Regions from separate parts of the Homo sapiens genome. Here region 1 is linked to region 2. A link is an interaction called in ENCODE POLR2A ChIA-PET data of the cell type or tissue named here. Cell type or tissue: endothelial cell of umbilical vein. All regions are shown on one strand. Links, peaks and the distances in the headings refer to the core of each region. The heading gives the core; the rest is flanking DNA. Region 1 overlaps PABIR3 (PABIR family member 3). Region 2 overlaps PHF6 (PHD finger protein 6).

Region 1 (16,467 bases), core at 4,545-12,544, 400 kb before region 2:
TTTCACATAGGTAGTTTTTTTTTTTTAATAACCCACCTACAGAAAGACATTCATGTTCATGGATTGGGACAATGTTTAGATGACAATTCCACCCAAAGTGATCAACAGATGCAATGCGCCCCTTACCAAAGTCCCAATCACATTTTTTACAGAAACAGAAAAACCCATCTGAAAATTCATATGGAATATTAAAGGACCCCAAATAGCCAAAGCAGTCTTTGAAAAGATGCACAAAGCTGGAGGATTCATACTTTCTGATTTCAAAACTTCCTACAAAACTACATAGTCAAAACAGTGTAGTTCTGGCATAAGAACAGATGCATACCAGCACTTTGTGAGGCCGAGGCAGGCGAATCACCTGAGGTTGGGAGTTCGAGACCAGTCTGGCCAACATGGTGAAACCTCTTCTCTACCAAAAATACAAAATGTAGCCAAGTGTGGTAGCATACACCTGTAATCCCAGCTACTCAGGAGGCTGAGGCACAAGAATTGCTTGAATCCTGGAGGCAAAGGTTGCAGTGAGCTGAAATTGCACTACTGTACTCCAGCCTGAATGACAGAGAGCAACACTCTGTCTCAAAAAAAAAAAAAAAAAAAAAAGAACATGCATATAGCAATGGAACAGAATAGAGCGCACAGAAATAAGCCTTCAAGCCGGGCGCGGTGGCTCACGCCTGTAATCCCAGCACTTTGGGCGGCCGAGGTGGGCGGATCACGAGGTCAGGAGATTGAGACCATCCTGGCTAACATGGTGAAACCCCGTCTCTACTAAAAGTACAAAAAATTAGTTGGGCGTGGTGGCAGGGGCATGTAGTCCCAGCTACTCGGGAGGCTGAGGCAGGAGAATTGCGTGAACCCGGGAGGCGGAGCTTGCAGTGAGCCGAGATCACGCCACTGCACTTTAGCCTGGGCGACAGAGCGAGACTCCGTCTCAAAAAAAAAAAAAAAAAAAAAAAGAAATAAGCCTTTACATAATACATGATCAAATGGTTTTCAACAGTGATGCCAGGACCATTCAATGGGGAAAGGACAATCTTTTCAACAAATGATGTTTAGAAAACTGGAGCTCTACATGCAAAAGAATGAAGTTGAACCCCCTTTTTTTTTTTTACCCTATGCAGAAATTCACTCGAAATGAATTAAAGACTTTAACTTAAAAGATAAAACTCTAAATCTCTTAGAAGATAACATAAGGTTAAATCTTCATGACACTGGATTTCACAATGATTTCTTGGATATGATACCAAAGGCACAGGCAACAAGAGAAAAAAAACAGATAAACTGGTCTTCATCAAAATTAAAAAACTTTTTTTTTTTTCTGAGATGGCGTGTCACTCTGTTGGCCAGGCTAGAGTGCAATGGTGTGATCTCGGCTCCTGCAACCTCTGCCTCCTGGGTTCAAGCGATTCTCCTGTCTCAGCCTCCTGAGTAGCTTGGATTACAGGCGCATGCCACCAGGCCCGGCTAATTTTTGTATTTTTAGTAGAGATGGGGCTTCACGTGTTGGTCAGGCTGGTCTTGAACTCCTGACCTTGTGATCCGCCCGTCTTGGCCTCCCAAAGTGCTGGGATTACAGGTGTGAGCCATGGCGCCCGGCCAAATTAATGCTTTTTTTTTTTTGAGACGGAGTTTTGCTCCTGTTGCCCAGGCTGGAGTGCAATGGCGCAATCTCAGCTCACTGCAACCTCTGCCTCCCGGATTCAAGCAATTCTCCTGCCTCAGCCTCCTGAGCAGCTGGGATTACAGGCACCCGCCACCACACCCAGCTAATTTTTGTATGTTTAGCAGAGATGGGGTTTCACCGTGTTGGCCAGGCTGGTTTCAAACTCCTGACCTCAGGTGATCCACCTGCCTCAGCCTCCCAAAGTGCTGGGATTACAGGCGTGAGCCACTGTGCCCGGACTTTTTTTTGAGACGGAGTCTCGCTCTGTTGCCTAGGCTGGAATGCAGTGGCGCGATCTCGGCTCACTGCAAGCTCCACCTCCCAGGTTCACACCATTCTCCCGATTCAGCCTCCTGAGTAGCTGGGACTACAGGTGCCCACCACCACGCCCAGCTAATTTTTTGTATTTTTAGTAGAGACGGGGTTTCACCATGTTAGACAGGATGGTCTCGATCTCCTGACCTCGTGATCCACCCACCTCGGCCTCCCAAAGTGCTAGGATTACAGGTGTGAGCCACCGCGCCCAGAGAAATTAAAAAAACTTTTGTGCATCAAATGACACTATCAAGAGAGTGAAAAGACAACTGGATAATTGGAGAAGATATCTGCAAATCATATATCTGAAAAGGAATGAATATCCAAAATATATACAGAACTCCTACCACACAGTGACAACAAAAACCAACCCAATTAAAATATGAGTAAAGAGACTGAATGTTTCTCCAAAGAATACATACAAATGACCAAAAAGCACATGAAAAGATGCTCAACATCATTTGTCATTATGGAAATGCAAACCAAAACCACAATGAGATGCCACTTTACCCCCATTAGGATAGTTTTTTTGTTGTTGCTTTTATATATTTTTTGAGACAGGATCTCACTCTGTCACACAGGCTGGAGTGCAGTGGTGCAATCTCAGCTCACTGAAACCTCTGCCTCCCAGGTTTAAGTGATTCTCATGTCTCAGCTTCCTAAGTAACTGGGATTTTATTTTTTTATTTATTTTTATTTTTATTTTTTTTTGGTGACAGAATCTCACTCTGTTGCCCAGGCTGGAGAGCAGTGACACGATCTCGGCTCAGTACAACCTCTGCCTCCCAGGTTCAAGCGATTCTCCTGCCTCAGACTCCCGAGTAGCTGGAATTACAGGTGCATGCCACCACACCCAGTTAATTTTTGCATTTTTAGTAGAGATGGGGTTTCACCATGTTGGCCAGCTGGTCTCAAACTCTTGACCTCAGATGATCTACCCACCTCTGCTTCCCAAAGTGCTGGGATTACAGGCGTGAGCCACTGCACCCAGCCAAATTTTTAAATTTTCTAAAAACATCGTTTCATCCTTATCTCATCCTTTTTTATATTTCTACTTTATATATATTCTATGATTCACATAATAGCACAGTGGTATATGTCCAAAATGTATAAGTAAATGCAGTGTACCTATGTTGGAGGCATGTACTCAAACATTTTCTCCTGATGTGATGTGTGATCAAAAGAGTTTAAAGATTTTCGTCTATAGTATAAATAATACATGTTTGGGGTAGTCCATAATAGAAGAGTGGTGTGAGTTGTGCGAAAGAATTAAAATTTGGCCACGCACAGTGGCTTATGCCTGTAATCCCAGCACTTTGGGAAGCCAAGGCAGGAGGAATCCTTGAGCTCACGAGTTCGAGATCAGCCTGGGTAACAACAAGACCTCATCTCTACTAAAAGAAAAAAAAAAATTAGCCGGGCACATGTGGTACACATGTCAGTAGACCTAGCTACTCAGGAGGCTGAAGTGGGAGGATCTTTTGAGCCTGGGAGATTGAAGCTGCAGTGAGCCACAATTGTGCCACTGCACTCCAGCCTGGCAACAATATGAGACCCTGTCTCAATAAATAAATAAATACATAAATAAATATTTGACCTAGTCCTTCAAAGATGTATAAAATATGAACAAGCAGTGAGTAGAGGGAAGGGTATTCCAAGCAGAAGAACCCATATGAACAAAAGTTTAGGAGAGGGAAAAAAATACAACAGATTTGGAGATAGTGAGACTACCTTGGCTGAAACTGAGTTTGTGCTACAAAGTAATGAGAGAGAAAACAGGAGAGGTAAGACAGGGCCAGTTTTACAGGTTCTTAAATAATCAAACAGTTTGAATTTAAAGAATTTGGGCAGAATCACGTCATTGTCAGGACCCCGGCTTTGGAGACAAACAGAACTGAGTCAAATCCCAGCTCTATAACCTACTACCTGTGCAAACTTAGGCAGGTGACGTCACCTGAGCGTCAGTTTCTTCATCCATATGAAGATGACGATAAGAATGAGGATGATGAGGTGGCTGTACAGTTCTCATCACACTGCCTGGCAAACAGTTCAGTGCTTAACACATATTAGCTATTTTTATTATTATTCAATAGGTAATGGGAAGCCATTGTGACATTTTGTATGGGGGGAAGAAAGTGAAAATGATGTTTTTTTTGTTTTGTTTTTGTTTTTTGTTTTTTTTTTTATTGATCATTCTTGCGTGTTTCTCGCAGAGGGGGATTTGGCAGGGTCTCAGGACAATAGTGGAGGGAAGGTCAGCAGATAAACAAGTGAACAAAGGTCTCTGGTTTTCCTAGGCAGAGGACCCTGCGGCCTTCCGCAGTGTTTGTGTCCCTGGGTACTTGAGAATAGGGAGTGGTGATGACTCTTAACGAGCACGCTGCCTTCAAGCATCTGTTTAACAAAGCACATCTTGCACCGCCCTTAATCCATTTAACCCTGAGTGGACACAGCACATGTTTCAGAGAGCACAGGGTTGGGGGTAAGGTCACAGATCTACAGGATCCCAAGGCAGAAGAATTCTTAGTACAGAACAAAATGAAAAGTCTCCCATGTCTACTTCTTTCTACACAGACACGGCAACCATCCGATTTCTCAATCTTTTCCCCACCTTTCCCCCCTTTCTATTCCACAAAACCGCCATTGTCATCATGGCCCGTTCTCAATGAGCTGTTGGGTACACCTCCCAGACGGGGCGGCTGGCCGGGCAGAGGGGCTCCTCACTTCCCAGTAGGGGCGGCCGGGCAGAGGCGCCCCTCACCTCCCGGACGAGGCGGCTGGCCGGGCGGGGGGCTGACCCCCCCACCTCCCTCCCGGACGGGGCGGCTGGCCGGGCGGGGGACTGACCCCCCCACCTCCCTCCTGGATGGGGCGGATGGCCGGGCAGAGGGGCTCCTCACTTCCCAGTAGGGGCGGCTGGGCAGAGGCACCCCTCACCTCCCGGATGGGGCGGCTGGCCTGGCGGGGGCTGACCCCCACCTCCCTCCCGGACGGGGTGGCTGCCGGGCAGAGACGCTCCTCACTTCCCAGACGGTGTGGCTGCCGGGCGGAGGGGCTCCTCACTTCTCAGACGGGGCGGCTGCTGGGCGGAGGGGCTCCTCACTTCTCAGACGGGGCGGTTGCCAGGCGGAGGGTCTCCTCACTTCTCAGACGGGGCGGCCGGGCAGAGATGCTCCTCACCTCCCAGACGGGGTCGCGGCCGGGCAGAGGCGCTCCTCACATCCCAGACGGGGCAGCGGGGCAGAGACGCTCCTCACTTCCTAGATGGGATGGCGGCCGGGAAGAGGCGCTCCTCACTTCCTAGATGGGATGGCGGCCGGGCAGAGACGCTCCTCACTTTCCAGACTGGGCAGCCAGGCAGAGGGGCTCCTCACCTCCCAGACGATGGGCGGCCAGGCAGAGATGCTCCTCACTTCCCAGACGGGGTGGCGGCCGGGCAGAGGCTGCAATCTCGGCACTTTGGGAGGCCAAGGCAGGCGGCTGGGAGGTGGAGGTTGTAGCGAGCCGAGATCACGCCACTGCACTCCAGCCTGGGCACCATTGAGCACTGAGTGAACCAGACTCCGTCTGCAATCCCGGCACCTCGGGAGGCCGAGGCTGGCAGATCACTTGCGGTTAGGAGCTGGAGACCAGCCCGGCCAACACAGCGAAACCCCGTCTCCACCAAAAAAATACGAAAACCAGTCAGGTGTGGCTGCGCGCGCCTGCAATCGCAGGCACTCGGCAGGCTGAGGCAGGAGAATCAGGCAGGGAGGTTGCAGTGAGCCGAGATGGCAGCAGTACAGTCCAGCTTCCGCTCGGCATCAGAGGGAGACTGTGGAAAGAGAGGGAGAGGGAGACCGTGGGGAGAGGGAGGGGGAGGGGGGAGGGGGGGAGGGGGGAGGGGGAGGGGGAGAGGGAGAGGGAGGAAAATGATGTTTTTTAAAAAAAAAAAATTTGGCCAGGCACAGTGGCTTGTGCCTGTAATCCCAGCACTTTGGGAGGCCGAGGTGGTTGGATCACGAGGTCAGGAGATCGAGACCATCCTGGCTAACACGGTGAAACCCCGTCTCTACTAAAATTAGCTGGGCGTGGTGGCAGGTGCCTGTAGTCCCAGCTACACGGGAGGCTGAGGCAGGAGAATGGCGTGAACCCAGAAGGCAGAGGTTGCAGTGAGCCGAGATTGCGCCACTGCACTCCAGCCTGGGCGACAGAGCGAGACTCTGTTCCAAAAAAAAAAAACATTTATCTTGGTCTTCATTGTGGAAGTTGGATAAACTGGGAGAAACAGAAAATCTACTGGGATATTATTTCAGTAATCTAGACCCATGGGACAGAAGAAGGAAGCAGCAGTGACAACAAAGAGGATATTGTCAAGGAAGAATTAGTAGGATTAGAAGCCTAATTGGATACAGTAGAAAAATAAGGAAGAACTGAAGAAAAATCAAGAGCTTTGAGTCTTAAACCTGTGACTATTTTGATACCATACAATGAGGTATCAAATCGAGAGCTTTGAGTCTTAAAACTGTGACTATTTTGATACCACACAATGAGGTACAGAAAATGAGGGAATTGGAAAAGGTAATTTAAGAAGATAATTAGTCTTTTAAAAGCAATGGAATAACAGTAAATTCAGCAAAATGTAATTGTTAGTATAGTTCTTCAATTTAATATTATATAGATAGTCTCCTCTAGTGTGAAACTCAAAGTATTTTGTAGTTCATTCGGTCAACAAGTACAGAGCAGGTAGTTTTGTGAAACTGAGATAGAATTCTGCTTAATATTCCTCCCACTGAAAGTTGGAGCATTAGCTAAAATCAGCTATTGAAGGTTGTTAGGAGAAGAGTGTTGACTCTTTTTCATTTATGTCTTGCCTATTTCCAAAATGGATTTGAGATGGTTTATAATAAAATAAGATTATTAAAATAAGTATAAAAGGTCAACAGCCATGCATTATAACTGTAAGAAGCAGAGTACAGTATACTAGAAACCTAGTTTAAGGAGAATTGTTATACTTGGATGTTAAAGTTAGCTTTCCATTTTTCAGGATACATGGTAAAAATGGGAACTGTAAGTTACCAACTTTTGCTCTCCGAGGAGACTACATCTGAAAGATTTTAGTTACTGAGTGCCTGCACAGTACCCAATAAAGGCTTGTTGAAAGAATGAAACAATCTGTAAACTAAAATCAAATTTAAATTTTTTTTTTTTGGAGAAGGAGTCTTACTTTGTCACACCAGCTGGAGTGAGTGCAGTGGTACAATCTCAGCTCACTGCAACCTCTGGTTCCCGGGTTCAAGCGATTCTCCTGCCTCAGCCTCCCGAGTAGCTGGGATTACAGGCATGCCTCACCAGGTCTGGCTAATTTTTATATTTTTAGTAGAGATGGGGTTTCTTCACGTTGGTCAGGCTGGTCTCGAACTCCTGACCTCAGGTGATCCACCCGCCTCGGCCTTCCAAAGTGCTGGGATTACAGGCGTGAGCCACCGTGCCCGGCCAGCAAATTAAAAAAAAAATTTTTTTAAAGACGGAGTCTTCTTATGTTGCCCAGGCTGGTCTTGAACTCCTGGCCTCAAGTGATCCTCCTGCTTTGGCCTCTCAAGTCACTGGAATTACAGGCACGAACCACCACGCCCAGCTCAATTTCTTCTTATTGATTTTTACTTAAGACACTACAGAGAAAGTTAAGTTGTTACTGGGTGCCAATGACTCATATCCTGTTTAACAAATCAGGAATTAAATATAAAGCTATATAACAAAAAACTGTGAGCAGACTGTTATGGGTTGAATTGTGTCCCCTCAAATTCCTGTGTTGAAGTCCTAATCCCCAGTGCCTCAGGATGTGACCTTATTTAGAGACAGAATATATTCAGAAGCAAGCAGATTAGGATGAGGTCATTAGGGTGGGCCCTAATCCAATATGACCGCTGTCCTTCATGAAAAGGAGAAACTTAGAAACAAACACATGTACACGGAGAACACTATGTGAACATGAAGATAGCCATCAACAAGCCAAGGGCAGAGGCCTGGAGCAGATCCTCCCTCACAGTTCTCAGAAGGAATCAACCCTACTGACACCTTTATCTCAGACTTCTAGCCCTAAGAAATGTGAAACAATATATTTCTGTTGTTTAAGCCGCCCAGTTTGTGATACTTTGCAATGGCAGCCTGAGCAAATATACAAACTGTTTCTGCATGGCACTAATTTATGTTTAGAGCTTTGGGAAACAGGGAACTACAGACTGAATGCATTCGGATCTTTTGGAATACAAGCTCAATTTTTATTAGGGGCCACACGTGGTGGCTCATGCCTGTAATGCCAGTACTTTGGGAGCCTGAGGCAGGAGTACCACTTGAGGCCAGGATTTCAGGACCAGCCTGGGCATCACAGGGAGACGTCATCTCTCCAAAAATTTAAAAAAATGGCCAGGCGTAGTGGCTCATGCCTGTAATCCCAGCACTTTGGGATGCCGAGGCGGGTGGATCACCTGAGGTCAGGAGTTCTAGACCAGTCGGACCAATATGGTGAAACCCCGTCTCTACTAAAAATACAAAAGTTAGCCAGGTGTGGTGGTGGGTGCCTGTAGTCCCAGCTACTCGGGAGGCTGAGACAGGAGAATTGCTTGAACTCGGGAGGCGAAGGTTGCAGTGAGCCGAGATCATGCCACTGCACTCCAGCCTAGGCAACAGAGCGAGACTCCGTCTCAGAAATAAATAAATTAATTAAATAAAATAAAAAAATTATCCAGGCATAGTGGTGTGCACCTGTAGTCCTAGCTAGTTGGGAGGCTGAGGCAAGAGGATCACTTTAGCCCAGAAGGTTGAGGCTGCAGTGAGCTATGATCATGCCACTACACTCCAGCCTGGGCAACACAGCAAGAACCTGTCTGAAAAATAAATAAATAAAATAAAATTTTTATTAGAAAGGAAAATTACACAAAATAATTCCTATGTAGGAATAATAACTGTGTTTAGAAAATTAACTTCTAGCTTGATGTCTCAGTCTCTTTAATACTTAGAAAACAGCTAACAACAACAGTTGAGAAGAAATTGTCCATTACCTGCTTAATAGGAAAGGTGTAACATAAACCAAATATTGGCCCAGAACCTAACATTGACTTGGAGCTGTGTGTTCATTTAAAATTAAAAGCAAATTTCATCATACTATTTTACAGGAGGCCAGGCGCGGTAGCTCATGCCTGTAATCCCAGCACTTCGAGAGGCCAAGATGGGCGGATCACCTGAGGTCAGGAGTTTGAGACCAACATGGTGAAACCCCCTCTCTACCATGGCCAACATGATGAAACCCCCTCTCTACTTAAAAAAAAAAAAATTTAGCTGGGTGGGGTGGTGGGCGCCTGTAATCCCAGCTACTCGGGAGGCTGAGGTTACAGAATCGCTTGAACCAGGGAGGCAGACGTTGCAGTGAGCCGAGATCGTGCCACTGCACTCCAGCCTGGGCGACAGAGTAAGACTCCGTCTAAATAAATAAATAAATAAAAATTAAAAAAACTATTTAACAGGAAATAGAGGATAAAACAACATAGTAACACCACATGGAAGCAAAATCAGAATGTGGGACATTTTACAGGACAAATGGACTCCCTGGTTTCTTCAATAAATAAGAGGCATGGAACAAAAAACAGGCAGAAAATGCTGTTTTACAGCATGGTGCTGGTACCAAAACAGAGATATAGACCAATGGAACAGAACAGAGACCTCAGAAATAACACCACACATATACAACCATCTGCTCTTCAACAAACCTGACAAAAATAAGCAATGGGGAAAGGATTTCCTATTCAATAAATGGTGCTGGGAAAACTGGCTAGCCATATGCAGAAAACTGAAACTGGACCCCTTCCTTATACTTTATACAAAAATTAACTCAAGATGGATTAAAGATTTAAATGTAAAACCCAAAACCATAAAAACCCTAGAAGAAAACCTAGGCAATACCATTCAGGACATAGGCATGGGCAAAGACTTCATGATGAAAATGCCAAAAGCAATTCTAACAAAAGCAAAAATTGACAAATAGGATCTAATTAAACTAAAGAACTTCTGCACAGCAAAAGAAATTATCATCAGCGTGAACAGGCAACCTACAGCATAGGAGATAAGTTTTGCAATCTACCCATCTGACAAAGGTCTAATATCCAGAATCTACAAGGAACTGAAACAAGAAAAAACAAACAACCCCATCAAAAAGTGGGCAAAAGATATGAACAGACACTTCTCAAAAGAAGACATTTATGTGGCCAACAAACATACGAAAAAAAGCTCAACATCACTGATCATTAGAGAAATGCAAATCAAAACCACAGTGACATACCATCTCATGCCAGTCAGAATGGCGATGACTAAAAACTCAAGAAACAATAGATGCTGGCAAGGCTGTGGAGAAATAGGAACGCTTTTACATTGTTGGTGGGAATGTAAATTAGTTCAACCACTGTGGAAGACGGTGTGGCGATTCCTCAAGGATCTAGAACCAGAAATATCATTTGACCCAGAAATCCCATTACTGAGTATATACCCAAAGGAATATAATTCATTTTACCATAAAGACACATGCACACGCATGTTTACTGCAGTACTATTTACAATAGCAAAGACATGGAACCAACCTGAATGCCCATCAATGATAGACAGGATAAAGAAAATCTGGTACATATACACCATGGAATACTATGCAGTCATAAAAAGGAATGAGATCATGTCCTTTGCAGGGACATGAATGAAGCTGGAAGCCATCATCCTCAGCAAACTAACACAGGAACGGAAAACCAAACAATGCATGTCCTCACTCCTAAGTGGGAGTTGAACAATGAGAACACATGGACACAGGGAGGGGAACAACACACATCAGGGCCTGTTGCGGGGTGGGTGGTGAGGGGAGGGAACCTAGATGACAGATCAATAGGTGCAGCAAACCACCATGGAACACGTATACCTATGTGACAAACCTGCACATTCTGCCCATGTATCCTGGAACATAAATAAAATAAAATAAAAATGCTGTTTTAAATAAAAGAGATCTAAGAGATATATATCAACTAAATGTCATATTTGGATTGTGTTTGGATCAGTTAAAAAATGCATTTTTAAGAATTAGGAAAAATATAACATGGATTTAGATGACATTAAGGAATAAGGTAATTTGTTATGCATAATGATGGCATTGTGATTATGGAGAAAAAAAGTCCTTCTCATACCCATAAACTTGGGTAAAAAGATATGTCAGAAATTTAAAGCACTCTCTCCCACCCCTAAAAGAGAAGCAGATCGATGAAAAAGGATGTACAAAATGTGGATAATTGTTAAAGCTGGGTGTTAGGTACATGAAGATTCTATATTCCATGTTTTAAATTTTCCATTTAAAAAGATTTTTTTTAATGCAGTACTCTTGGCATTATGCATAATTACTTACAGTCATCCCTTGGTATATGTGGGGAATTGGTTCCAGCACCCCCCCACTGCAATACCAAAATCCACACATCCTCAAGTCCACAGTGGGCCTTCTGGAACCCGAGGATACAAAAAGTCACCCATACGTATAGGAGGGTTTCACATCACACGCCATTCAAATCCATGTTGTTCAAGTTTGGAGGTTCCTCAAAAAATGAAAAATAGAGTTACCATATGATCCAGCAATCTCACTCCAAGGTATATCACCCACCAAAAAGGAAATCAGCATATAGAAGAGATATCTACATTCCCATGTTTATTGCAGCACTGTTTACAATACCTAAGATTTGGAAGCAGCCTAAGTGTTCATCAACAGATGAATGGATAAAGAAAATGTGATACATATAAACAGTGGAGTACTATTCAGCCATAAAAAGAATGAGATCCAGGCTGGGCACGGTGGCTCACGCCTGTAATCCCAGAATTTTGGGAGGCTGAGGCAGGCAGGATCACCTGAGGTCAGGAGTTCGAGACCAGCCTGGGCAACATGGCGAAACCCTGTCTCTACAAAAAATACAAAAATTAGCCTGTCGTGGTGGCGTGGGCCTATAAACCTAGCTACTCAGCAGGCTGAGGCAGGAAAATCACTTGAACCTGGGAGGCAGAGGTTGCAGTGAGCTGAGATGGCGCCACTGTACTCCAGCCTGGGTGATAGAGCAAGACTGTCTCAAAAAAAAAAAAAAAAAAAAAAAAAAAGGGATCCAGTCGTTTGTAGCAACATGGATGAAACTGGAGGTCATTATGTTAAGTGAAATAAGCCAGGCACAGAAAGACAAACATCGCATGTTCTAACTTATCTTCTTTTTTCTTTTTTTTGAGACGGAGTCTCTCTCTGTCACCCAGGCTGGAGTGCAGTGGCGCGATCTCGGCTCACTGCAACCTCCGCCTCCCAGGTTCAAGTGATTCTTTAGCCTCAGCCTCCTGAGTAGCTGAGATTACAGGCACCCACCACGCACGGCTAATTTTTGTATTTTTGGTAGAGACGGGGTTTCACCATGTTGGCCAGACTGGTCTCGAACTCCTGACCTCAAGTGATCTGCCCACCTCAGCCTCCCAAAGTGCCGGGAATACAGGCGTGAGCCACTGCGCCCAGCCTCATGTTCTTGCTTATTTGTGGGAGGTAAAAATTAAAACACTTGAACTCATGGAGATAGAGATTAGAAGGATGGTTACCAGAGGCTGGGAAGGGTAAATGAGGGGTGGCGAGGAAGTGGGATGGTTAATGGGTACAAAAATATAGTTAGAAAGAACAAATAAGACTCAGTATTTGCTAGCACAACAGGGTGACTATAGTCAATAATAATTTAATTATACATTTAAAAATAACTAAAAGGATAATTGAATTGTTTGTAACACAAAGGATAAATGCTTGAAGGGATGGATACTCCATTTACCCTGATGTGATTATTACATGTTGCATACCTATATCAAAGTATCTCATGTACCCCATGGCACCTGTAAAAATTAAATTAATTACTTTTTAAAAACCCAGGTTGTTGAAGGGTCAGTTGTAATTCTTTTCATCCTCAAAACGATTCTATGAGATAGCCAATATTATTCCCCCCATTTTGAAAAATCAATGCCCTTATTAATGTTGTTAAAGTGAAAGTTCAGAAGGTAATGGGGAGAGAACCAGACATTTCTGTTTTGCACTTAAAAGGTTAAGTTTAATAGGGACAAAGAAGTCAGTCAAAGAATGCATGTAAAGAAATATGCAACTTATGCCAGGCACAGTGGCTCACCCCTGTAATCCCAGCACTTTGGGAGGCTGAGGTGAGCAGATCACTTGAGGTCAGGAGTTCGAAACCAGCCTGACCAACATGGTGAAACCCTATCTCTACTAAAAATACAAAAAAATTAGCCGGGTGTGGTGGCACGCACCTGTGATCTCAGCTACTTGGGAGGCTGAGGCAGGAGAATCCCTTGAACCCAGGAGGTGGAGGTTGTAGTGAGCTGAGACAGCACCACTGCACTCCCGCCTGGGTGACAGAGTGAGACTCCATCTCAAAAACAAAGAAAAAAAAAAAAGAAATATGCAACTTAAGATATCTATCAGACCATTAAACTGCTGAAAATAAGTCTTAATTTTCCATTCAATCAGTATCCAGATTGAAAATTAATGTTTTTCTCTTTTCCCATCTCATTCATTTTCTACTTATATTTCATTTTTAAATATTTATAATACATATTATGTTACTATGGAAATAAACTGCATTAAACTTATATTCCTAACCAGTGTAAATTAGGATTTATATCAAGCTTCACCAGCAAATAGCAACACATAACCCATTTTCAAATATTTGGTTTAATTTAGGAGAAGCAAAGAAACATATTGCACAGATAAACACGAGGTCACTTTACTCCTTTGAACTTGTTTCATTCCTTAAGAATTTCTAAAATAGCTACATACAAAGACAGGAGTAAAAGCAAGTTTTACCCACTAAAAAGTAAAAAAAACAGCCTGGCACGGTGGCTCACGCCTGTAATCCCTGCAATTTGGGAGGCCGAGGTAGGCAGATCACCTGAGGTCAGGAGTTCAAGACCAGCCTGGACAACATGATGAAACCCCGTCTCTACTAAAAATACAAAAATTAGCCGGGCGTGGTGGCAGGCGTCTGTAATCCCAGCTACTTGGGAGGCTTAGGCAGGAGAATCGCTTGAACCTGGGAGGTGGAGGTTGCAGTGAACCAAGATGGAGCCACTGCACTCCAGTCTGGGCAACAGAGCGAAACTCTGTCTCAAAAAAAAAAAAAAAAAAAAAAAAAGGAAAAAAACCATTTTTACCATACTTTCTTGCTAGTGGATAAGCTGACCTTAGGGAAGCCATGCCACAGGGGTGAAAGGGAGAGAGGGAAAAGAAGCAAGAGTTGGAGGACTAATAACTAGGATTACAAGATGGTATTATGGGCTTTGTGCACTGAAACAGGGAAAGGGGAGCTGGAAAATAATCCAGTAATCTGGGGCCAAATCTTGGCTCTGACATTCACCAACTCTGGAGATTGGGTAAATTGCTAAATTTCTCCCCTTTTTAGTTTCTGACCTTATAAAGTTGTTGTAAGATAAAATGAGACCACAAATGTAAAGTACCTGTTAGTACTAAGTGAATAATAAGTTAAGCCTCTCTTGGGGGAAAAAATGTCTGCTTGTAGCTGGGTCAAAGAAAAAAATACCACCTGTGGGGTAGTGGTGATTTGATCTTTTGAGTTCTGTGGCTAATCCTTGGATAATTAAAAGGTTGAATTCTGTATTATGCTTGTGCTATTAAGCATGCATGTGCACATGAGTGCACACCCACCCACCCACATACACCCTCCCAACCACATACACAAACACAAACACACAAACACAGAGACGTGCATGCGTGCACATGGGCACAAAATATAAACCAGTGAGGTACAATGTGTCCCTGAACTCAGATCACTAAGAACAAAACAATAGCATGAAGGCCATTTTATCTGTCAAAAAAACTCATCTGAGGGTTAAAAAAATAATAACTACAGTTATTATGAAGCTGAAAATTAATTTTTATGTGTAGCATTCCACTTTCAGATCCCTGGAAGAAAGAAGCTAGACTCAAGGTATAAGAGTATGCAGTATTTCTAGAAATTATTAATTAATTAAAATAGCTAATAAGCCAAAAAAAGTGCTTCTTAGTTTTGTTTTTTTTTTGAAGAAATCATTCCTAGAAATAAAAACTTAATATTACACGTGACCTCACTTAGAATTACTGAAACATAGGTATTTTCACAAAGAAAAATAAAATTTACTTTTTTAAATGAACAGCTGTCAGTTTGGAAAGTCTTCTTACCTGTTTGATTTGATGAAGGCGGCTGATGGAACCATGAAAGGGAGGAGGTGGCAACAACTGAAATTTAAAATATAGAAGTCAAGCTTGCTTTAATGTTTGTGATTAATTACATCTCAACATTAAGTCAATGTTGAATTACCTAAAATATTTATTTAGTGTCTTATGCATGCCAGCAACAGTATCAGTTAGGTTCAAAGTTAAAAAAAGATCCAACTGGATCTTGACTGAAAATTATACTAATCAAAAATCAACACTTTCCAAAACAGAACAAAATAACTGTTATCATAATAAATACAGAGCAGAACATCAATAGAGGATTTTGTTTGTCTCTACCTTTTCTTTCCTAAGGCACTAGATCTTAAAATTGCCTCATTTTTCTTGCCAGTTTTAGCCCATCATTAAAGCTTAGGTAGAGGTATTACCCAGAACAAAAAGCTGAAACAGTCATTGAATCAGTAGCTAGCTTGCCAAGCATACTGCCCAAAAATCATAAACAGAATAACTACATCAAATATCCTGGAATCTAGCTGGGAAACCAAACTTTCATAATATGAAATGACTCTAAGGTAATCACTTTCAAGTCATTTAGCACATTTTACTCTTGGTTGCTAAGATACTTCTTGTCTAGGTCCTTTCTCTTTTTCGGGGCTACTTTTTCCTTTTCAGTCTTTTCTCAAAGCTTATGAGGACCCACACAAGAGGGGAATGAAAGAATGGAGGGATTTAAAGCTAAGTGTGAAAATGAGGCTTGAAAATTACCTTCAGAATTCATCTGTAAACTCTTTCTGTACCGTGGTTATTTCTTAAAATGCCAGATAATGTGTTTACCATATCTTAGTTTCAAATTCTATCTTAAGAGCACATTGAGTTGTACATTCAAAATATTGAATGAGGCCGGGCGCGGTAGCTCATGCCTGTATTCCCAGCACTTTGGGAGGCCAAGGCAGGCAGATCACTTGAGGCCAGGAGTTCAAGACCAGCCTGGCCAACATGGTGAAACCCCATCTCTACTAAAAATACAAAAATTAGCCATGCGTGGTGGCATGTGCCTCTGATCCCAGCTACTTGGGATTTTTAAGAAAAATAAAAGACCTGGAGGCCAGGCACGGGAGGCTCATGCCTATTATTCCGGCACTTTGAGAGGATCACTTGAGGCCAGGAGTTCAAGACCAGCCTAAGCAAGATGGCAAACACCCACCTTTACAAATATACATATATATATATATATATA
Region 2 (16,467 bases), core at 3,595-11,594:
CAATTCATATTTACATTTAGCCAATAGTCCCCAAAATGTCCTTCAGAGCAAGGGTTCCCCCGACCCCGAATTGGCATCCAATTCAGGATGAAGCATTACTTTTAGTTGTCATGTGTCTTTAGTCACCTTTAGTCTGGAACAGTTCCTCAGCCTTTCTTTGTTTCTCAGGACATTTTTTTTTTTTTTTTGAGGAGTACAGGCCAGTCGTTCTGTGGAACATCTTTCCATCTGGGAGTCTCGGCTATTTCTTGGTGATTAGATCAGCACTATTTGCAACAACAAAATGGCAACCATAAAACCTGGAAACAACTGTCCAATGATAGGGAAATGGTTAAGTAAACTATGATACATCCACAAAATGGACTATTATGCGGCCAATAAGAATGACAGAGTATACTGACCTGGTAAGATACTTCCAATTTTTAAGTGAAAAAAGTAGATTATAACTTAATAGGTATGAACCTATTTTTTGTAGAAATGTCTGAAAGATTTTACAAAACATACAATTGTGGCCTACGGGTACTAGAATTATGGGATATTTAAAATTTTTATTTTTACTTATCTGTATAATTTATGTGTAATAAACATCAATTCACCTGTTAATAGTAAAAAAAAAATACACTTAAAATGAGGCTAGCTTCTTGATTTTATATGTGAAGGATCACGGTGTGGAAAAGGGAATACAAATTACTTTTCTGTTAAAAAAAAAAGAATAAAAACGACTTACTATTACGAACCAGCTAATTTCACTTACAATCACTTTATCTTCTATATTCCTTAAGACAATGCAGTCGTTTAAGGGATATCACCCCCATTTTGACAGACGGGGTGGTGGCTGAGGCTGAGAGAAGGGGAATGGTACCTTGCTTAGAGTTATCAGTTATGAGTGGCCAATCTAGTTTTCAAACCCAGGTCTTTCAGACTATAAAACCCTTATTTTTCTCCACCTCACATTGCTCCTGTGTAGCCTCCTGAAAGGCAGGGCTAGGAGAATCAACAGGTGGAAGTTACAAGAAGTTGATTTTTTTTTTTGAGACAGGGTCTTGCTCTGTTGTCCAGGCTGGAGTGCAGTGGCGTGATCATGGCTTATTGCAGCCTTGACCTCCTGGGCTTAAGCGATTGTCCCGCCTCAGCCTCCCCAGTAGATGAGACTACAGGCACGTGCTGCCATTCTCGACTAATTTTTTCTTTTTTTGAGATAGGGTCTCACTTTGTTTTCCAGGCTGGAATGCAGTGGCATGGTCTCAGCTTACTGCAGCCTCACTCCTGGGCTTAAACAATCCTCCCACCTCAGCCTCCCGAGTAGCTGGGGCCGCAGGTGCATGCCACCATGCCTTGCTAATTTTTGTATTTCTTGTAGAGACATGGTTTTGCCATGTTGCCCAGGCTAATTTTTTAATTTTTTGTAGAGATGAGGCCTCACTATGTTGCCCATGTTGGTCTCAAATTCCTGGGCTCAAATGATCCTCCTGCCTCAGCCTCCCAAAGTGCTGGGATGACAGGCATAAGGAGGCGATTTTTTGAACAGCAGAATTGAAGAATTGTGAAATGGGCTGAACTCTCTGTACCTAGAAATGTTGCAGTAGAAGGCAGATGTCATTGAGGGATGTGGCAGAAAGGGCTCCTGGAGAAGAATGGCAGCACCATTTTTCAGCTGTCTGCTGCCTGACTCCATCTGGATATGGGGCTTGGAATCTTGACTAAAATTCTCCATATTTTGGTCTCACAACCTTTCATCTGGTGATTTTCACAGTTTCATAAGAAGGTATGTGTTTCAACTGTTCTTTTCTTGACTAGACAAGAATTACATATGTCTACATATGTACACAAATGCATTTTGGTTTCCCAATGCACCTCGAGCTTTGAGTTGTCTCTGCCATGTGGCATTTTTCATAAGCAAATTGGTTAATCACCTCCATTACCCCTGGATATTACTGGCCCCAACCTCCCACTTTTCTCAATTCTCTTCTACCCTTTCACCTCCCTGTATAGTTCACCCCACCCTTCATCTAGACATTTTACCTTTGCCAAGGAAATAGCAGAATTTATGTAGATTCCTATTAAATCTCTGCGAGCAGGGAAGCAGGTGGGTAGATAGTTCAGGGAGGGTCCCAGCCAGTGAACTTTGCAACGTTGGTTTTATTATTAAATGTGTTACTTCTATTCTTGGGTCACCTGCAAGAGCAGATTAGCAGAGGACCAAACGACAGCACTTGGATTGTCAGCGACATCAAGTAGAGTCAAGATGTAAGATAACTGGCTGGGCGCAGTAGCTCATGCCTGTAAACCCAGCACTTTGGGAGGCTGAGGTGAGAGGATTGCTTGAGCTCAAGAGTTTGAGACCAGTCTGGGCAACATACCAGAACCTCATCTCTACAAAAATTAAAAAAAAAAAAAAAAAAAGCAGGCTGGGCGCGGTGGCTCACGCCTGTAATCTCAGCACTTTGGGAGGCTGAGGTGGGAGGATCACAAGGTCAGGGGTTCAAGACTAGCCTGGCCAATATGGTGAAACCTCGCCTCTACTAAAAATACAAAAATTAGCCAGGTGTGGTGGCACGCGCCTGTAATCCCAGCTACTCAGGAGGCTGAGGCAGGAGAATCACTTGAACCCAGGACGTAGAGGTTGCAGTGAGCCAAGATCACACCATTACACTCCAGCCTGGACGACAAGAGCGAGACTCTGTCTCGAAAAAAAAAAGGGCTAGGCGTGGTGATACATGCCTGTAGTCCTAGCTACTTGGGAGGCTGAATCAGGAGGATTGCTTGAGCCCAGGAAGTTAAGACTGCAGTGAGCTGTGATTGTACACTGCACTCCAGCCTGGGTGACAAAGCAAAACCCTGTCTCAAAAAAAAAAAAAAAGAACTGGAAAAACACCTACTGGTTTTCGCAACAGTCATTGGTAAACTTTGCTGGGGCAGTTTTTGTGTAGTTGAGAGAAGTGAAGGTGGGGAGACAGAAGTGAGTGCAGTGGGTTGATGAACAAATAATAAAAATAGAGAAATGGAGATATCAAGTGGTAACTTGACTTTCAAGAAAATTATATGAGGAGAGAAATGGGAATTATATGAGAAGAGGAGAAAAGCTAGACTTGGGAACACAGGTACAAGGGCCAGTGTATTGGGGGATGGGAGAGTCTTGGGTCTATGCTCACTCCGTTAATCCTCACAAGTCTATGAGTGAAATATGATTTCTATCTGCATTTTATTTATTTAGAGTTATTTATTTATTATTTTGAGCTCTGTCGCCCAGGTTGCAGTGTTGCAGCATCCGCCTCCCTGGTTCAAGCAATTCTCCTGCCTCTGCCTCCCGAGTAGCTGGGATAACAGGCACTCACCACCACGTCTGGCTAATTTTTGTATTTTTAGTAGAGACAGGGTTTCACCACGTTGCCCTGGCTAGTCTCAAACTCCTGACCTCAAGTGATCCGCCCACCTCAGCCTCCCAAAGTGCTGGGATTACAGGCGTGAGCCACCGCACCTGGCCCCCTGAATTATTTAAGGAAATCTCAGCTATCCCACCACTTTACAATAAGTATTTCAGTATGTATATCTAAAAGATACACTCTTATTTCTAGTGTTTTCCTCATGATCTTTAAAATCTCTACTACATCTATAGTAATGTTCTGTTTTATTTTTAATATTGTTTATGCCTTATTTCCTTTTTAAACTTTAAATTTTGATGTAAGGTCAAACTTACAGAAATGTTGCAACAATAGTACAAAGAATTCCTGAATACCCTTTGCTCAGATTCACCAGTTTTAAAAAATCTTGTCCCACTTGCTTTATCATTTGCCTTCTCGCTCTGTCTCTCTACCGGTATGTGTCTGTATATATATATTTTCAGAACCGTTTGTAAATTGGAGCTATTGTTCTCCTTGACCTGTGAGTATTTCAGTGTGTATTTTCTAACAAAGACATTCTTTTACACACCAGAGAACAATCAGAAAATTTAGCCTTGATGTTACTACTGTACTCCAATCTTGACAACTGTTTCAATACCATCCTTTATAGTTACTTTTTTCACAGTCCAGGATCACACATTAAATTGTCTCCTGAATCAGGAAGAGTTCCCCAGACTTTGCCTTTCATGACATTGGCATTTTTGACGCATATAGGCCAGTTGTTTTGTAGAATGTCCCTCAATTTGGGTTTGTCTGATGCTTCCCCACGAACAGACTCAGGTTATGCATTTTTGGAGGACTACCACAGAAATTATATTTGTTCTCAGAGCAGCATAGCAGGAGGTAAATAGCATCATTTTTTTCCCATTATTGTTGATGTTCTTTCATTATCCATTTACAGTGGTGTCTTGCCATTGTAAAATTACTACTTTCCACTTTGTAATTAACAACTTGTGGCTTAGTTTGGGGGTAAGTATCCTATTCCTCATCGAGCCTTCACCCACTACTTTTAGCACCCATTGATGACTCTTGCCCAAATCAGTTATTACTACGATTACATGTGTGAGCCACCGTGCCTTGCCTCTATCTGCATTTTAAAGATGAGATCATGGAAGTGGAGAGAGGCTTAATAAATTAAGCAAGCTTCCATGGAATTTGAATCCGGGCCACCAAAATCTAGAGTCTGCACGCTTATGTTTGTAATAGTTTCTAGGTACTATAATGGGAAAGACAAGTAGGTAAAAAGGACAGAAGACTGATGTGGAGAACCTGAGACCAAATGCCAAATGTCTGCGGTGGCATCAGTCTGCATTGTTGTGGTTTTCTTTAGCAGGTCATCTTCCCCAGATATAAGAGTGGGGTGAATTCTAGGCATGGGGAGGTAAAATGAGAGAAGTGGAAAGGTGAGGTCAGTAGTATCAAGAAGTAATTAATGGACGGCTGGGTGCGGTGGCTCACGTCTGTAATCCCAGCACTTTGGGAGGCCGAGGCGGGTGGATCACCTGAGGTCAGGAGTTTGAGACCAGCCTGGCCAACATGGTGAAATCCTGCCTCGACTAAAAATACAAAATTAGCTGGGCGTGGTGGTGCACGCCTGTAATCTCAGCTACTCGGGAGGCTGAGGGAGGAGAATGGTTTGAACCTGGGAGGTGGAGGTTGCAGTGAGCTGAGATGGCACCATTGCACTGCAGCCTCGGCAACAAGAGTGAGACGCCGTCTCAAAAAAAAAAAAAAAAAAAAAAGTAGAAACCACACTAGCTTATCAGCAATAAGAATGGAGAGGATGGATCCAAAAGGCAGAGTGGTAGATTTTGTGGAACTTAGCAAGTGGATGTGGAAATCCAAGTAGACCAATTGTAACCCTACTGACTGATGGTGTCATTAACAAATAGATAAAATTCAGCTCAGGACAACTTAGTTTGGGACTCACATTTGGGTAGCCACCAGATTGGGTAGACATGTCCAGAAGAAGTGTTGAGACTTAGCCTGAAGCTGCAGTGAGTGGAAGATGATCATGTGGAACACACAGGTGGCACCTGTAAGCAGATCGTGGTGATAGGGAAGAATAATCCAAGATGGCAAAGACCAGAACCAGGTGACACTTATGTTAGGGGTAGGGAGAAGAGTCAGAAAAGGAGTGGTCTTGAAGGGGTGGTACAGATACGGGAACTAAGGAAAGAGAGTTTCCCGGAAGGCATCAAAGGAAAAAAAGAATAAAGTTGTGACTGAAGTTTTGCATCAATCTTTCTAGGAAGTGGCCTATAAACTGTAGGGTGCATTTCCAAGTTCCATGCAATGGTGTGTCCCCAGTTATTAAATGCTCCAAAGACCACAGTAAAAGCTGCCTAAAGTTTTTCTCTCCTACCCTGCCTCTTTGCTAAGCAACATACGTTTTCTTTAATGCTTTTTTCCCCCCCTGCATCCCCAGCACACTGGCTAGCTGCCCTAAGCTGTTTGGGCACATGGAATAGGTTGAAGCGCTTAATAACAATTCTTCTAAGGGACGTCCAGAAAGAATGTTGTATTTAAGGATAATGCCAAAATACCAGCTCTTTGATCTGGAACTTTCAGAAACTGCTTATCTTTTGTGCTTGCTCTCTAACCAGGAACATATGAGAACAGGGTCCAAATAATTATTGCTTCCTGGTAATACTAAATCAATACTAAATATAGAGCATAAGCCTATTGGGCTTAAGGATCAGGAACGTTTGAAAATAAGCCTTTGTGTTAAATTGTCTGGCTAGCCTCTGAAATAAAAATAACAGCAGTCTCCATGATTGCTACAGTTCTAAGTTACAAACCTTTTTCAATAAAATTGTTGCTTGGCTAATGTTATAAATACTAATTAGCGACAAATGTGATTTTGAGAATTTTAAAACTAATTTTCATGTAGCATTAATTCATCCTTCACTACATTCAATTTATTCTTTATTTTAAAACTTCCATGCTGACTGACCAGCATAATTCAGTACCCATGTTATTTTTACCAATTTATTTTCAGACATGCAGGTGACTGTTGCTTGAAATTGCTAAATGACAAAAATAATAGCTCATTTTTGGCAAATGAGCTGAAAGTATCTTGACAATTTTTCTGATTAGGCTTAGATTTTATTCATAAAAGGACAAAACAACTACTTGAAGTGAAAACTTCAGATGACTTCATCTTGTTTCATGTAACTGACCATTTGTTAGGCACAGTCATAATTTTGGGAATAAGAACCATCATATGACAGATAAAGGTCATAGGAGTTCTTCAACAAAACAGTACACAGCCCCTTCAGGTGTCCTGAACTGAGCTACATATGACTCTGGACACCGGGCAGGTCCATCTGGAAACAACAGACAGTGATGAGCAATCTATTACTTTTCAGAAAGCAGGAAGGGAAGTGATTCACCAGCTACTGCTGTTAATACATACGAAATAAACCTTTCAATTTAGCCTTTTCACAAATGAAATGTAGTGCCCCATTTCTCAATGATGATTCATATGTCACTTTCAGATACAGTCTATATGGGTTTTACAATACAATCAAACCCCATAGAATTTTCTGGAGTGTGTGTGTTTTTTCTTAAAGGCACCACACTTAAAAGCACTCTTCTGGAATGGAGAAGTGGGCAAGCTTAATCCCTGGAATGGATGGGTAATTTTTTTTTTTTTTTTGAGGTAGAGTCTTGCTCTGTTGCCCAGGCTGGAATGCCGTGGAGCCAACACGGCTCACTGCAACTGTGACTTCCCAGGCTTAAGCGATCCTCCCACCTCAGCCTCCTGAACAGCTGGGACTACAAGCGCATGCCACCACGTGTGGCTATTTTTTCTGGTTTTTTTTTTTTTTTTTTTTGTAGAGATGGGGTTCTCACTATGTTGCCCAGGCTGGTCTTGAACTCCTGGGCAATCCTCCTGCCTCAGCCTCCCAAAGTGCTGGGATTACAGATGTGAGCCAAAAATGGACGGCTGGCAATTTTTATCAAAACTTTAAATGTACATACCCTTGACTTAGCAGTTCTACTTCTGGAAGTTTATCCTAAGAAATTACTTGCATAAAGGATATATGTAAGGCTGGAGAGAACAATTTCAGTTCATCCATATACTGAAATACCATGGAGCTATTTAAAAAAAAAAATTGAGAAATCTAGAGGTACTGACACCTTGTAATGTTGTTCAAGTAAAAAAGACGAGGTGCAGAACTGTATGTATGATTCTATTTATGGTAAAAATATTCTATTTTTTATGCATGATTCTATTTATGTTATGCATGATTCTGTTTATGTAAAAAAAGTGTTTATGTTATATATGTACAGAAGCATTTAGAAGAATATGTATCAAATACTTCTAGGGAGTAGACTTGTACAGAAGGGGGGGTTTTCACATTTTGCTTTATATACCTTTGTATTTTAATTTTGTAAAATGGCTACATAGCACTTTAAAAATTGAGATAAAATTAATATAAAATCCACTCTTGCCGGATGTGGTGGCTCACGACTGTAATCCCAGCACTTTGGGAGGCCGAGGCAGGTGGATCACCTGAGGTCGGGAGTTCGAGACCAGCCTGACCAACATGGAGAAACCCCCGTCTCTACTAAAAAAAATAGAAAATTCGCCGGGCACGTAATCCCAGCTGCCTGTAATCCCAGCTACCTGGGAGGCTGAGGTAGGAGAATCGCTTGAACCCGGGAGGCAGAGGTTGTGGTGAGCGGAGAGATCGGGCCATTGCACTCCAGCCTGGGCAACAAGAGCGAAACTCCATCTCAAAAATAAATAAATAAATAAATAAATAAATCCACTCTTTTAAAGGGTATAATTTATGATTTTTAGTATATTCACAAAGTCGTGCAACCATCAACCAGTACCTAATTCCAGACATTTCACCACCCCCAAAAAGAAACAGTATAACCAATAAAAGTCATTTCTCATTCCCCCATGTTTGCAGTCCCTGGGAGCCATTAATCTGTATTCCATCTCTATGGATTTGCCTCTCTGAACAATTCGTATAAATGGAATCATACAATATGTGACCTCTGTGCCTGGCTTCTTAGCATAATGTTTTCAAGGCTCATACACACTGGCATATGTATCAGTAATTCATTCCTTTTTATGACCATATATTACTTTAATACAAAATCTGTAAACAGGTCTGATTTTTAAAACACTCAGAAACAACTTACCCTTCTGTACCAATTACTTTATAGAAACTCAACAACAACTCTAAATCCAGTCTCATATAAAAGCATAGTTTCTGTCTCCCAATTCCTAATACTGTCTTCAATATCTAGTTTCTCAGGTTCCATTTAAAAGGCTACCCTCTCAAACAGTACTCTTGTTTTCATTGGAATATTATCGTTCACACAGTAGAGCTAGCTAGCTCTTTGCCCAGCTACATTTTATTTTCCCTATCTCCTCACCACTGCCCCACAACCAGCATAAAAACCCACTTACAGCCACTGAGAGGTATAGGCAAAGGTATAATTTGGATGTTTACGGATCTGCTGTCTTTTGACGAGGATGCAGGTCTGGTTGACTGACTTCAGTACACTGACCGTATGTAGAGCATGTCTGCTATCGTGTAACACTTTCCAAATGCCACCATTAACTTGTACAGTAATTGGTTATTTTATAGTTTTCATCTTCTGAATAAAAATCACAAATACATTTTTGCTTTACATCATTAATATTCAGTTACCTCACTATCTGAACAAGGCAGTATTATGTAACATTGGTTGATGTATAAAGTACCATTTTGCCTACACAACTGAGGACTTAGTCTAATATGTAAATGTAAAAGGGATTGGGTTTTTCTCTTAAAAAGATAAACTAGCCATCTGCTGGCCATAGAATTTTCCTAAGAAATTCTACCAGGTCCATCCTTTGGAGTAACCTTAGCAATTGCTGGTGACTGCAGCTGGAAAAAAAAACAAAAACAAAAACCAGCTTAAATAGTTTCAATTAGCTAAAGAATAGCACATAACTCCCCATCTCCATATTTTTATGGCAATTAAAATGAGACTTTAAAAATTGGTGGCAATTAAAATGAGACTTAATAATGGATTTTAAACACACACAGGCACATATGTGCCAGGCACTACTAGGTAACATTTGCAGTGAAGTACACTATCCTATGTTCCGGAGTTAATTAGAACATGTTACTTGATTTTTTACCCCACTCTGCAGGTTAGGAATTGTGTGTATGGAATGAGCATATCCTACTAATTACAACTTGATTTCTGCCCTGGATGTGACAAACCTCAATATATGAGCACTGTACTAGAAGCACACTGTCCATGGTAATGGGAGTACATTTAAAGATATAAGGTAAAATCCCTTTATGACAAGGATATTAATCCTGCACCCATATTGCCAATCTGATAAATAGTACTAGGAGTTTTGGTTTATTTTCAAAATAACCTTCTAACTAGGTTTCAGAGGATCTGATTTAAACGATGGGCATCTGAACCATGTAATAAAAAAACCAAGATGTAATGCAGTTCGATTGTACTTACAAGATTGCAGTTTCTCTCCATGATAAAACTTTTATATTGTGAAACTTTGAACTGAATTCAAATTCACACTTTTTTTCCTCCCATACTTGTTTAATGAAAAGTTATTAAGGCATTTTACTCTGAAATAAAGCAAGACTAAAAGGAACACAATACTATTGCTGTTATCAAATAAGCTTCAGTATACACTTTCACAAAAAAGACAAACAAATATGAAAGTCATAAGTCATTTATTGAATGAATAGTATATGCAAGAATACCAATAAAAGGAAACTAATACTACAAACTACAATTTTGAAAATAAAGCCAATATAACAGGAACAAAATATACATAACATGAGAGGAATGTTTGATTTTTGACCCATAATGCATTCCTTATCTTTACAATTAACCTAAATGTCTGTTAGAACAAAACTGTATACCTTGGTCTAACTTCAGCGCTTTTTTTAAAAAAGCAACAACACTCTAGAACACTTTTTCTTTTGCTTTGAGATATTTGAGATTCACACATTTGTTCAAGTACACAGATTCTGATTCAATAGCAGATCTACAGATCTTGTTATCTCTTAATATCTTGAGTAGCATGTACTTCTGAGCAAGTACTATCTGAAATTCTAAAACTGCTGATTCTTGAAATAAAATTTACTTCAGTTGTGGGTTTTTAATAACTTGAGATGAAAGTAAAATTCACCCCCTGCCCCCCTCCCCCAGGAACAAAGAGCTCTTCTTAAAAGTATAGAAACTCAAGTCTATCTTTCTACTCTAAAGAACATTTCCTACTAACATTTCTGGTAAGGCAATAAATGCTCCAGAATAATCTTCAATATACGCTTGCAAAGATTACACTGTTTAATATCAATAACAAAAAACAAAACAAAAAAAGAAAAAAGAAAGAAAAAAGACGCTTCAAAATTTCAGGCTAAAATATGCATAAAAGACAGTAACGGCAGTATTTTTTGAAATGATGTAAATGTTATATACTTATCAAATAATGTCATGCTTATTAAAACTACAGTTAAGGACTTAAGAGATGTACAGTAAATACACTGCTGAGGTCCATTTTTCTAAATATTAATACCACAATGTAATTACTACCCAGAAGATGATGATGCTACTTGGGAACATAAGTACTGTACAATTTTTACATTGTAAGGCACTTTTACTCAGCATGTGACGAAAACATGATTAGAGAATCAAAACATTGGAGGTTTACAACCAAACATGATTTTTCATGTGAATTCAATTTACATTTGAATTTTTAATGCGAGATTGTTTAGCCAATCACACCACAGTGAGAAAAACAGGTAGTCAGCCACTTATCTAGCCAACCAAAAGGTAAAGTGCTATTCTGGTTGCTAGTGGCAGAAAAAGGGCTGAAGAAACCCATACAAAGTCATACATTTTACTACATAACAAATTCATCAACTGACAGCTATAGTATTTGAACTCCTTTATATAATTATTGACTGGCCATGATTACCCCCGGCACCTTCCATTTTTCCTAAAAAAAAAATGATTACAGTAGTTGTCCAAAAATGAAGGAGCTCTGTTGTCCCATGGGTAAGTCTATGGCACACAATGTAAAAAATGATCTAGACACAGTGATTTAAGGATTTTAAAATAATGATTTTCAAGCTGTTGTAAGGAAAGAAAGTACAGATCCTTTGGGAGAAGTCACATAGCTTGGTAAACAAACATCTAGATCTGTCCTTGCACTTCAAGTCATGAATTTTGAAAATCACATACACACAAAAACCCAATGGCATATTAAGAGCAAAAAGAGAAAACATACAGGGCAACCCACTACTAAAGCTAGTTTCCTTCTAAAAATAGTAAAAGATGGTTAAAATAAAAGCAAGCATTGAGTCCCTTGATTTAAGTAAATGTGTGAATACACACTTGACAAACGTGATCTTAAGGGACTCGCAGTTTAAAAAAAAATCAGTCATTAAGCACAGTGTAATTTTCCACCTGTTACATTTTTAAAATGCTGCTCTATCAGCTGCAGAATATCTCAATGTACAGTCAAGTTAACATTATTATTTCTTATTTAAAAATCTGCTTTATTGTGGTGGCTTAATAATTCAACTAGTCAAAATCCCTCCCCTTGGTACTGAGGTGCTATGGTAGTATCAGGCAGACCACAACTAAAGTTATTTGGTTTTGCCATAAAGAAATGCATAAATGTGCTTCAGCAGGTAAGTGGAAGAAAATATCACTACCTAGAAATGCCAGTGTGAAAATCCTTTCTAAAAAGCTGGGTTCTTAGGCTTTCAAAAACAATTCTGACAATCGATAAAACACCACCAAGCCCTACAAGAAGAAAAGTAGGGCACAAAAGCCTATTTTATAGATAACCAAAGCAATGACTGAAAACATTAAAATATTAAATAAAGTTTCTAAAATAGTGGTCACAAAAGTAAAAATAAATACTGTTTTATGCAAAGACTTTTTTACTCCTACAGCACATGAGACCTCCTTACGTACTGTGCGCCAATATGTGAAGTGTTCCACACAACAGGGCACTTGAGAGGAACAGGTTTCGGACATGGTGTCTGAAGTCCTTAGCAAGCGGTAACCCTTTCTTTACATCTTAAAAACGTTTAATTTGCTGTTGCCAAATGTTAGTTTAAACTTGAAGGACTCAATCATTTTGCCAGAAGTCCTTTGTATAACATGGAAAGAGAGGAGGTGTGCTGTCAAGAGAATTTTGGCAAAAGCACTGGAGCTCATAGCTTATCATTACCAGTTGCCTGAGTCCATGCTGGTCAGTGAGAACAACTTTAACAGGAACCAAATGAAAAGCTTTAGCATACTTCTTGGAAGAGATTTTTAGCATGTGCTGTCAAAGTCAAGAGAAAAAGAAGGTTCTCTTCATTTCTAGCCTCCATTACTTGAGTATGAAAAAAAAATCCACAAATTACCATGTGCTGCCACCAGTGGCATGTTTGCATTGTAAAGGAAAATTTGCTTATGCTTTCCTTTGAGTATGGATCCACTAAACAAACTTAAATGCTCTAAACAGCAGAGCTTTGTTCAGTCCAGAAATATAGCTTACTTCGTTTCGTCTGCTTTAACTGTTGACACTATACACAGGGTTAATAGTGTTTCAATTGCTTCCCAGAAACTGCAAACTATAGCTACGTAATATCAACATGTCAAACTCAGCCTTCTAGTGAGGGCTCATAAAACAAACAAGACATTTTTAGGCAGTTCAATGAAGGATCTAAGAGTTGGGCAGTAAAAAGTTACAAACCCTTTTTGATTTTAGAAAACAGTGAAAAAAGAATAGTAGTTATGGATGTCTTATTCATTCCCAGTTTTCTAACTCTGTCCCATGAACCTGTTTAAAAGATGATAAAAAAATGTAAAATATGATGCTTGAGGGGAACACAATCAATATAATGTTATTGAGGAGTGTGAATATCTTATTGATTTGACATTACAACTACACTTATTGATAAAGCAGATAGCTTGTTTTTATGGTTACAAAATCAGCTAGTTAAAAAACAACTACTATGCAAGCCTACAAAATCCTCAGCATTTTAGTAACATGCTCTTAACTAAACATAATAGGATTAAAAAAAATCTTACTGCATACCATTACTTCAACATGTATATATCAGTGTGTATTGTATCCTGACAACAGATCCCATATAATTAACTTTCATACCTAGTTTCCATTAAGTTGCTGCTGAGTTAGTTGTTGCTGATCAATTTCTACTTTTCCTCGGCTTTTACTCTCTCGTTCCTCATCTTCTTCATCTCTCTCATCATTTCCACTATGATTTTTACAGTATAGTCTACAATGATGAAAGACAAAAATCTCAAAATGCTTTGTCACTGCTGATGAACATTCCTGCCAACATTAGTGGATGAGGCTAGTGCCCATTTAAAACATGGGTTTCCTCATCCACACTTTAAAAAATACTCCCCAATTAGTTACAGACCCATTTTTATCTAACAGATAGGAAAACACACTATTATTGAGATAATAAAAGTTCATCTGAAACAAAATCTCTGGTTTAGGATGACAGTTATCATAAGGCAATTCCTCATTTTGCCCAATGAGATTAAAAGCAAAGTTTTGGCCAACTTAAAAATACCAACCTTCAGGTATATTGATGAAATAATCAAATTCTATAAATTTGTTTCATATATTTAATTTAAAATCACATTTCAGGAAATATATATTCTATCTATACTGCTGCCTTCTGCTCACATTTGATGAAACAATTTTACTCAAACTCTTCAAATGGTTTTTCATTATTAGCATCCTAGCCTTCACTGGAATACCTACATGAGCCATCCAACAGTTTTCCGGCACTGCATTTGGCTATGTCTCTTTTAATCTAGACTGGTCCTTCCAACTTCTTGTTTTTACACAACACTGACTTTTTAGGATGAGATTAGACCAGACAGTCTGTCAACTGTAGCAAATTCTGGACTTGTCTAATTGTGGTACTGTTTTATTTGGTTCTCTCTCGCCCTGTATTTCCTATACACTGGGAATAAGGTCTAAAGGCTTGGTTAGCTTCAGGTTCAGCTTTTCTTTTTCAGTCAAGACACTCTGTAGGTAATCCTGCATATTTCAGGAGGCATCTAATTTCAAAATGTCCTGCTACTGGGTGACACTATGTTTGATCATTTGGTTAAAGTAGTGGTGATGACCAGCTATCTCCATTGTAAAGGTAGGTTTTCCCCTTTAAATCTGGAAAGTTATCTCTGGAGTGCTAATTTGATATCATGCTTGGTTCTAACCTTTTATTTGGGTATACAGATTGTATATTTAAAATTCATTAGGTTTTAAATAAAAATCGTAATATAGGTGATTTGGACAATCAAACAAGGGCAGGCTGATTTGAGCTCAGTTTTTTTTTTCTTTTTTTTTTATTATACTTTTAAGTTCTAGGGTACATGTGCACAACGTGCAGGTTTGTTACATATGTATACATGTGCCATGTTGGTGTGCTGCACCCGTTAACTCATCATTTATATCAGGTATATCTCCTAATGCTATCCCTCCCCCGTCCCCCCATCCCACGACCGGCCCTGGTATGTGATGTTCCCCACCCTGTGTCCAAGTGTTCTCATTGTTCAATTCCCACCTATGAGTGTAAGGCGATTCCTCAGTTTTATGTCTATTATACATAAGACGACAATGGAAGAATGCTTAGAACATGTTCACTGGATGCCCTCTTGTGGTCAGCAATAGATGAAAAAAATCATCTAGGAATTCACATGTTACAAATAGATTATCTAAACTAGGTCTAATATTTGAGTAGAATAAAAGGCAGGGGTGGGGTTCAGGACACAGTGGACAACAATAACAACTGACTTTAATCTAGTTTTGTTCATTATTTCTCTTTTTAGTCTTAAAACATTTTCAATAACTTTCAAAAAGCTAGGGAGAATCTGTACACTTCAAATACTACACATTGGGAACTACCTCTTTTTAAATTTTTAAATCATGAGTTTAAATATCAAGAGTGAGATTCCTACACAATGGCACCTACGAAGAATCTTCCCATAAAATATAACCTGAATCTAATTAAACTTCTGAACCAACCTCTAGTTTACAAGAAATGGGAGAGAGGGATAGAGACACAAGTTAAATGGCATCATGAAATGGCAAAGAGACAAATCTAGAATGTGGGACTTAGGACAATTTATCGAGGCTCTTCAATAAGTAAGGGGACAAGTATGTCCGTATTTAGACTTAAGAGACATATCAAATGCAATGGATGGACCTTGCATGTATCCAGATTTCAACAAATTAAGTCTAAAATGAGATTTTTTTTATACAACTGGGCAAATGTGAAAATGGATTGGGTATAAGATGATGCTAAGAAATAATTGTTAATTTTACAAAGTGTGATAATGGAATAATAATTATATAATGACAAGACATCTGGGATTTTGCTTTAATATATATACTTCAGGAAAATAAACAATATACTTCAGGAAAATAAACAATAGATAAAGCAAGTGTGGCAATAACTTGCTAACTGCTGATATGAGGACTTGTTATACTATTCTGTTTTTGCTTACATTTGAAAATCGTCTTTTTAATAGGAAGTTCCCTCTAACAGGACAAGTGCTTTGTTGTTGGAGCAACTTTTAATTATTTTATGGGATTATTTTTTACTTGCAGAATATTTCCCATAGGCCCTTATATGGCCTTCACTAGTCTAGGTGCTAAGGTTACAGGTGTCAACTGGTCAAACAAGGTCCCTGCTGTCACAGAACTCCATTTTTTATGGTGGGAGGCTGACATTTTAAAAAAATCCATATTGAAATAGTTAAAAATACAATAAAGACAATAAAACAGGATAAATATAAATAAAAATTATTATCTATCCCTCCCTAGTCTTTCGAATAGGAATACAGTCAGGACCCAGAAAGGGCTGGTAAGGAAGAAAAGCCATAGTTAGGAGACAGGGAAGCCACTTCATTCAGAAATATTCCTCCCTGCATTTCCTCTTATTTGTCCCTTCTTCTCTCCCCAAACTACCCACCTATGGGCTCTCATTTGAACTCAGTTGTGTCTATCTGGAATCCACATTACAAATGG

Evidence for each region. ChIA-PET counts read pairs that join two places held together with the same protein. Peaks named below come from ENCODE experiments on the same cell type or tissue, not always from the same donor. Only the 100,000 strongest peaks of a DNase experiment are listed, where the experiment ranks them.
Region 1: POLR2A ChIA-PET joins it to region 2 with 5 read pairs; 1 of 35 experiments calls an interaction of 5 or more read pairs at or near these places.

Annotation. Positions count from the first base shown.
Region 1 is chrX:134,828,052-134,844,518 of GRCh38, reverse strand. PABIR3 (PABIR family member 3) reads right to left here. Exons shown (of 11, transcript NM_001388447.1): 4 at 15,237-15,293. Among named protein-coding and RNA genes, the nearest start is that of PABIR3, 29 kb to the right of the region's middle. RefSeq lists a silencer at 12,235-12,449. In endothelial cell of umbilical vein, for the core only: no CTCF peak of the experiment used is centred there; no DNase peak of the experiment used is centred there; H3K27ac peaks cover 969 bases.
Region 2 is chrX:134,422,430-134,438,896 of GRCh38, reverse strand. It overlaps PHF6 (PHD finger protein 6), which reads right to left. Exons shown (of 11, transcript NM_001015877.2): 10 at 13,567-13,696; 11 at 10,107-13,236. The coding sequence ends at 13,567. Among named protein-coding and RNA genes, the nearest start is that of HPRT1, 30 kb to the left of the region's middle. In endothelial cell of umbilical vein, for the core only: no CTCF peak of the experiment used is centred there; a DNase peak (open chromatin) is centred at 6,776; H3K27ac peaks cover 646 bases.